Regions from separate parts of the Homo sapiens genome. Here region 2 is linked to region 1. Evidence: chromatin loops called from intact Hi-C (ENCODE). Cell type or tissue: ascending aorta. All regions are shown on one strand. Each heading gives the region's core, and the rest is flanking DNA. Links, peaks and the distances in the headings are about the cores only.

Region 1 (4,409 bases), core at 113-4,112:
AACCTGAAGTCAACCATTTGTGATATTTTAAATCACACGGAATGGAATGAGTTATCTAATAAGTGACATGCTTTTAATCTATTTTGAAGAGAGGAAAAAAAAAACAAGAGTTAGATTTTCGCTTCCTGTTGTACACAAAAATAATTCAAAATGTTTTAAAGATAAAAGTATTAAAGTCAATAGAGTGCAAGAAGTTTATGCTTTAATGCACTCCCTCTATTCCAAACACATAGGAATAAAATATAGAAATGAAAAAGCAAAAGGGCATAACAAGATCAAAAGCAAAGTAAAACTTTTTTTGAATCAGAAACAGAAAAGAAATTGAAGACACTGAGTGGGTTCCAAAGCCATTGGTCATCTAAGTGTCCAAAAGCAGGCAGAGTAGTTAAGGGTTCAGGTCCTATGAGCAAGAGACACCAAAACTGTTCCAGGTGAGTCAGAAACCACTGTTTCCAGCTACAGACAGGAAAGAAATTTCCTACCACCTACTCCATCCCTTGAAAAGACACTTAACAACAACAACAATAACAGCAACAAACTATTCCCAACTGCTTCCTAAGGTTATTTCTATAGAGCAACTGACTTCAGGAGGTAATGAACACAGAAACAGTGTGGAATAAAATTTTAAATCAAGAGACCTGTAGTCTCTAGATTGCTTATATCCTTCAATATCACTGCAGGGAAGAAACTTTAAACCATAATTATGAGACCTTGTTTTGGACTATGAGTTTGGATGGAAGCAACCTTAGAACTGCCAACCAGACATTGAAACCAAAGAACACAGAATGTCTCGGAACATTTCAAGTAATTAATATCATACAGACTTTGTTTTCTACCCACAATGCAAGCAACTTAGATAGGAAGGAATAGACACATATGTAAACACAAACACACACACAAACATATTAGAACCTTAAAATGATACTCTGACTTCTCTTCAGATGACATAAATTTTTCATCTTTTAAGATGTTCTGCTAAGTAGCTCATGAGATAAAAAGGAAACTATGATAGAAATTATGAAACATTTAGACACAAATAACAATGAAAGTACTACAGAGAAAAAGTGGGATCCAGTTTTCACAATTGCAAGAATGAAAATATGTACACTGAAGTTCATTTATTTGAAAAGGAAAATACTTTAAAACTAAATGACTTTTTAAAAAAGCTAAATGAATTAACCATTTAACACAGCAGCTTAGGAAAAATAAGAAAGTTGAAGCAAGAAAATAATAAAGTTAAGAACAGGTATTAGCGAAATAGAAAACATAGAAACAAAAGCATTAATGAAATAAAAATCTGATTTGCTGAAAAAGCAAATAAAATAGAAAAATACCCAATAAGACTAATTAATAAAATAAAACACTTATGTAATTAGCAATGAAATAAGACACACTTACACATATAAAGCACATTTAAAACCAAATTAAGTTCAGAAACCAATCTGATATATATGCCAAAATCCTAAATAAAATATTATCTAGATGAGCAAACTTGTGTGGAAAATAATACATCATGACCTATTTCTGTTTATTTTGGAAATATAAGAAGTGCTCAATAATAAAAGATATTAAGTATTACACTAATGAACAGATGAGAGGGAAAACCACATGGTCATAATAATAAATGCAGAAAAAAGTGTTTCATAAAATTCAAACAACTATGATTTTTAAAACATTCAGAAAATAAATGCAGATGCTAATTTCACTATTGGATTTTAAATCTTAGCCAATGCAAATATATTTAAAATATTTTGGAATTTAGAAATATATTGGAAATGAAGAAACAAAATTATATGTACTGGCTATCTATGTGATTATTTGGAAATTTCACTAGTAGATTTCACAGAGTGTGCAGGATGCAAAGTCAACATAAAAATTAATAAGATTCCTACACACCAATAATAACCAATTAGAAAATATAATTTAAAATTTCTTGTTCTTTTTTTTTTCTTTTTTTTTTTATACTTTAAGTTTTAGGGTACATGTGCACATTGTGCAGGTTAGTTACATATGTATACATGTGCCATGCTGGTGCGCTGCACCCACTAACTCGTCATCTAGCCTTAGGTATATCTCCCAATGCTATCCCTCCCCATGAAGGGGAATTTCTTGTCCTTTATAGATAACAAAAGCAACTCCAAAATCATCATGCAGCCAGGAATAAACTTAAGAAAAGAAAACCTTAAGAATTTAAAGGAATAATATTTTGTTAAAAGCACTTAGAAGCAGGCTTGAATAAATAGAGATATATTCATGGATGGAAAGGCTTAAAATTGCAAATATGTAAATTCTCTCCTTGATTTTTAATTTTATAAACACAGGTTTTATTTGAATTTTATGAGAACCATGTGAAGCCTTATTTTTTTTAGTAATCTTAGCCTGGAAGTCTGTGTTAGCCAGTTTCATCAGAACGTCTTATTATTTATTTCCCTAGTCCCTATCAGATGTATTTGCGTCATCTGGTTCTCAATTGTGGCTGCCCATTCACAATTTTAATTCTGTTATCTGTGCCACCTGACCTTGGGATTTTTCGGTTCTGACTCCTAGTAACTGGGCTTGGCAACTACTGAACTACTGAACTCTCTTCTTACCTCCTACCCTAGATCTTTTCTCAATAGTTTCTCTGGAACTGTTCCCTGAAACACTGCTAGTATGTAGTTGCATAATCCCATTGCACAAACCAGTCTTTGGCCATACCCACTGAATGACTTCTTATTTAGTTTTCCACCAAAAGCCTTAGGAAAAATTTTTTTAATGCATAAATGCTTCATTTCTGCTAATATATGTCTCATAATGGGTGTGCCACTATCCCTGATGTTGTACCACTGGAAATGGGATTTTCAGACCCAAACAATGACTCACTGAGGTGCCATTTCTAGAAATCTAGTCATTTGTACCTAGGAAATTGGCCAATCTCAGGAAGTAATAAATAGTTTACCAAAAGGGAAGTTAAAGCTTCAAGTGAATTGAAGTCTTGTGAGATTTTAATGAATCAAAGCCATTTAAAAAAAATAATAACCTTAGGTAACTTTTAACGCATGAAGTTCTGATTCTTTCAGAACTAAAAAGCAACGAAACGACACAACTATTTTGAAAACTTTTTTTATTAGAAGAAACCTAGATAATGACTGCATTTTATGAGGTTGATTTAAAAATACATTGTACATACGAAGGTGTAAATTTAACTGTCAAACACTTTATTTAAAAATTAAGCAGGTCAAATAATTTGTTCCCTTTGACTTATTTTTTGGCACTACTTTATTGGATGTGAATAAAAATCAAATATTGAATAGCACCCTTCTCAAAAGAACTATTTAAAAATAATCTTAGACATAATATTCCATGATTGTAAGTCCAAGGAAAATAACAAAGATTCAGTCCCATAATCCAGATATTGGAGATTTAAAATTGTTATTTGTTCATGTTAAAAAAAGAAGAGATGTTAAAAAGAAAGCAGATTTTTTGACCTCTTAAAGTGAATAGAGACAGAGGGATGGCTGGGTTCAGCCCACACAGAGTTATAAACTACACCGGTGATTTTCTTTCCTTTTTCCATTTCTTTTCCTAATTCAGCTAGATATACATTCCACAGTGCTCCAGTTTTGCAGAAACAATCTTCTCTGTTTAACTCTGACCTGACCTTGCCTGTTTTGAGTCCCATTACCTACGAAACTTTCAAATGTTTTAGGTATCTGATAAAAATGAAACAAGGATATTTTGTTTTTCAGTGTACAATGCTTCTATTTCTATCACCATGTCAACTCCATGGGCAATCAAACATCTGGAGATAAACTTTATAGCATCCTTCCTATATTTTAAAGATAATTGCCTTGTCCCCTTATAGTTCTGAATTCATTATTCTCAGTTGATTTAGCAAGACCATGTTAATATCAACATCAACAGACATGAGAAACTAAGGAGGGCTAAACTTCTGTCTGTCATGATTGATTATCTAAATTTTTGTGGGTAAAGATGCCCCTGTACACAACAGTCTGAGCACACTAGATCCTGATAACAGTATTATTTACTTATTAGTCTCCATTAATAATTTGTGGAAACTTGTGTGACTATAGCAAGTGTGAGGGTTAATTTTGTGTCAAATTGACTGGGCCATGAGGTGCCCAGATACTTAGTTAAACATTAGTTCTGGCTGTGTCTGTGAGGGTATTTCTGGATGAGATTTACATTTGAATCCCTGGTCTGCAAGACTGCCTTCTCCAACGTGGCTGACCCTTACCCAATTTCTTGAAGGCCTGAATAGAACGAAAAGGATGAGTAAGAAAGAATTGTTTATCTCCATCTGACTATATTTGAGCTGGGACATTGTTCTTCTGCCTTTGAAATTGAACCGGAACTCACACCATTGGACATCCTGGTTCTCAGGTCTTTGGACTCAAACTAGAATTAAT
Region 2 (4,409 bases), core at 121-4,120, 570 kb before region 1:
ACGCATATTTAAGAACAAATAAAATAGTTCTATAAAGATAGAAGCTATTTTCAAATTGACCTGCATAATTGAAGCAAACCCAAGTTTCAATGGGATATATTTTAATGAAAAAAAAAGGCATCTAAGTTTATCAAGTACAATATATACTAGAAATTCATAAAAGTCAAACTATGAGGTCTTGGTACCAGAAAACACAAAAGAGAAAATGGAACTGTATGCAAGGGATCATGTTTGTATGAAAAGTAATATTTGAAAAAGGTGACATTTTAAGTCAGTAGATTTATTAAATATTTGGCCAGGGAAAATTAATTTGATATGTCTTGAAGAAAGAAAAAATATAAGAAAAATAACTAATAATAAAAAATTCAAAATAAAATAGAAATTACATTAGAATATTTGTAGCTTACAAAACATTTTATGGAGTGGTTATTTTTACATACATATATACAAAGGAATTATGATGGCTTCTGATTTTATTTTTACCCCATGCTATAGGCTAAATGGAAGGCTTAGCCACTGTCAGAAAATTACCTTAAATTTATGAACTCATTTACCAAGAACTGAACGGGCTTAGAAATTAGAAAGCAACAATACTCTAGTCTTTACCCTAAGCTGTCTGCGAGTTGGTGCTTATTGCTCCTGTGGGAAGAAATCCTTAGCCAAAAGTCTCAGTGACTGCCAGGAACAGTGATTTAGGGTCTATGCCATCCATTTCCTCCATAAGACTGTGTTTTAGGACAAAGGTGCCATTTGAGACCCAAAAAAGGATATCTGTTTCAAAGCATTAAAAGGATTTTACAGAACTAATTAGAAGCAAAGGGCTGTCTGTCTTCCTTATTAAAAATGCAAGTTATTCAGAGAATTCATAAGAGTATTCTTCTACATTTGAAAAAACTGAAATTAAGTATTAAAGAGCTAAAAGAAATATAATAATTAAAACTAAGTTCAGTAGAATGTAAAACAGATAAAACAATAAAACATTTTGCTGTGGCTAAAAAATATAAAAGGTAAAAGGCCTAGAAGCTCCTTTTAATTAAAGTAAACTGGCTAAAAGTTGTGGATCAATAGTCTCTGCATTTAGTTATCAAAACCATGGCTTTTCTTTTTCTTTTTATTTTTTATTTCACAATGGAGACTCACTTTGTCACCCAGTCTGGAGGGCTATGGTGCGATCTCAGCTCACTGCAACCTCCACCTTCCAGGTTCAAGCAATTCTCCTGCCTCAGCCTCCTGAGTAGCTGAGATTACAGGTGTCTGCCACGGTGCCTGGCTAATTTTTTGTAGTTTTAGTAGAGACAGGGTTTCACTGTGTTAGGATGGTGTCGATCTCATGACCTCGTGATCTGCCGGCCTCGGCCTCCCAAAGTGCTGTGATAACAGGTGTGAGCCACTGCGCCCAGCCAACCAGGGCTTTTCTAAGGGGAAAACTTCCTGTATTTTCAATCATTGCTTAAGATCCCTAGGCAGCGTCTTAGACAGAACTGAGTCACCACCTCAGGGCATAGCCAGAGTGACACATTATTTAGTAGAGGAAAGGAAAATGTTAAAATAATACAAGGATATTTTCAGCTGATGCTGAGTCAGATAGTTACAGGAAAAACTGCAAAAGTTTCCACCACTTACCCTAAATGCTATTATATCTCCTACTTATAAATAGAAAGACTAGAGGCCAGGTGTGGTAGCTCAGGCCTACAATCCCAGCACTTTTGGGAGGCTGAGGCAGGTGGAATGCTTGAGGCCGAGTTTGAGACCCCATCTCTACAAAAAAAAAAAAAAAAGGACTAGAAAATAGTTCATATATTAAATTCAATGTGGGATTTATTTTTAAAAGTAGACGAATGCAATTAAAAATTTTTTTAGCAGGGTCATCTATCTTCCATTTTGACGCCTTTTTAATTTATTCATCTCCACTATGAATGTTAAAGGGATTGGCCAGATTTATCAATTAAATATCATGCTTTTAAATTGACTTGTAGTATGTAGTTTCAATTTTATGTCTGATTATGTTTTGGAAAACATTCAAGAATGCATGCCTCATAATAAAAGATTAAATAATAATTCAGTTAAAGAATTTTTTTCAATTTTATTTGTTGATGACTGAGTGAAGGCTCTCAATTCAATTGGCTTTTACTATACAGTTTACAACTTGTCACATCAAAATGTACAGTTTTAAATATCTCAGGTCACAAATTGCTTTTCAAATCAAGTTGCATCCATATAAATGTTCTTGAGAAAAAAATGATTATGTGAATCAAACTAAAATCTCTGAATTTTAAAAATTAAGACAGGCAATTGTGCAATTTTGCATCATTGTCTGTTTTACATATGCTTTATAATTTTGTTTTTGAAACTAGAAGTTTACTAGAATTAAAGTCCCAGGATCATTAAGTAAATCAAGAAAGGAAAGATGTCCTTGTGTTTTCAAAAGGTTATACCTGGTTTGAATTCTTACTTTTGTATGAATCATCTCAAAAGCAAAAGATTAAGTTGTTATAATTTTCTTTTTTAATAATATCATCATCATGTATAAATGTAGGTTTTTGAGACGGACCAAAACAAAAATAAGAATTCAAACCAGGTGATTCTTTCTATACAATGTTTTGAAAACATAATGACATCATGCCTTTCTTAATTTATTTAATGTTTCTGGGACCTTAGCTTCGTATTGAAATCATGATATTTTCTTAATTTTTCCAATTTTAATATTAGCATTATGGTTTTTGAAGAAATGTATATATTTAAAATCTCTAATAAATTATTTTATATTATATTAATATAGTGATAAATTTAAGACAAATTACAATTGTGCTATGAGACATGCATGGGTATTTTATCTTATTTTAAGGAAATATATTAATTACTGTATATTTTAGGGAGAATGTACTACTAGACCCATTTTATCTACAGACAGAAAGAACAGAATCTGTATCAATATAAAACACATAAAATTAAATGATATTCTCCAATGGCTGAGAAACAAGCTATATTTTAAATTGCGGTTGCCCAAAATAACATATATTAAAATATATTCCATTTCCGTTTTATTTTTTAAATAAAACAGTGATTGTGAAAACAAATAATTTTTTATTGACAGATTTTTCTCTTTAAGTTGTAGCCCATGTTGGAACAAAGAAAACCCAAGAGGATCTTCTCTATTCATAACCCTTGACATTTATTTATAGATGGTGTACACATTATTTCTTTAGATTTCCTTTAGTTTCATATTTGGTCCAATTACTATGCTTGATGTATCAGGTATCTTTTATATCTTAAATAAATAAATCTCTGACTCAATTTTCAGCAATGTGATAAACGGAGGAAAAGAGAAGAATATGGCAATGAAAACTAGATAAAAGGGGAAATAGTCTAAGACGGTCCTTTGGCCTATTATAATACGTTTTTCCCTAGATAACCACATAACTCCTGCTATGGTGGGTGTGGAAGATTTTATCATCCCTTTCTTTTAAATCAAAAGACAATGAGTTCCAATTTTCTGTCAAATGCAACGTCAAAGCTTAAGACATCCAATTCTACCAATTCTTGATAAGCCTCTTTTTATTTACTGTAGAGAAAAGATAATTTCCCTCCTTTATCCTATCCTGCATATTCATGGACACTTATTTCCTTCCTACACTGATGTTAATGTCTTACTCTTTTTTTTTTTTTCTGAGCAAATGCTGGTATAGAGAAAATGGCTGTAGTGCATGCACTGGAAATGGGAGACAAGAGTCCTTGTGCTGTGCCTTGGAGGTCATTAGAGTGGTCCCATTAGAGTGAAAAATAGTCCAAGTGTGTCCATTTATTTAAAATCTATTACATAATACCAGTTATAACAATTTGATGGAAAAAATAAGCATGAAAATTCGAAGAGGAGGTAAGGAGGTAAAACTAAAGTTCTTTTCAGATGTGATGATTTTATGTCTAGAAAACCCAAAATAATAAACGAAAAAGCTAATAATGTAAATTATAAAAGACAATTTACAATTTATAAAGTAACTGGGTTTAACATTAGTGCACATATATAGACACACATACACACACACACACACACACACACACACACAAAGATAGCCTTCCTATAAATGTAGAAGAGCCAGTTACAAAATATAATGAAGAAATTTGCATTTAGGTAGGCATATAAAAATATAAAATATCTAAATAGAAACTTAACAAGAGAAACACAGAAGAAAATTGGATATATACATAGGTATACTAATACTATAAATATATTTATTATGTTTTTTTCAACTAGACAAGCTCACTCTAAAGTTCATGTAGGAAAAAAAATAAATGTACATTAGTCAGGGAGTATTTTTTAAAAAAGAAGTAGATGATGTTTACCCTAGTAGTTATTAAAAAAAAATTAAAACAACAATTAGGCATGTAGTACTGGCACACGAATAGATAAC

Evidence for each region. A loop is a pair of places that touch in the nucleus more often than their neighbours do. Peaks named below come from ENCODE experiments on the same cell type or tissue, not always from the same donor. Only the 100,000 strongest peaks of a DNase experiment are listed, where the experiment ranks them.
Region 2: a loop joins it to region 1, with 6 times the contacts of the local background. A loop is called at or near these places in 1 of 110 quality-filtered maps.

What each region holds. Positions count from the first base shown.
Region 1 is chr5:83,825,604-83,830,012 of GRCh38, reverse strand. No RefSeq gene overlaps it. Among named protein-coding and RNA genes, the nearest start is that of HAPLN1, 110 kb to the right of the region's middle. In ascending aorta, for the core only: no CTCF peak of the experiment used is centred there; no DNase peak of the experiment used is centred there.
Region 2 is chr5:84,391,231-84,395,639 of GRCh38, reverse strand. All of the region lies in intron 2 of EDIL3-DT (EDIL3 divergent transcript), which reads right to left. Among named protein-coding and RNA genes, the nearest start is that of EDIL3, 8.6 kb to the right of the region's middle. In ascending aorta, for the core only: a CTCF peak has its summit at 1,671; a DNase peak (open chromatin) is centred at 1,439; H3K27ac peaks cover 1,995 bases.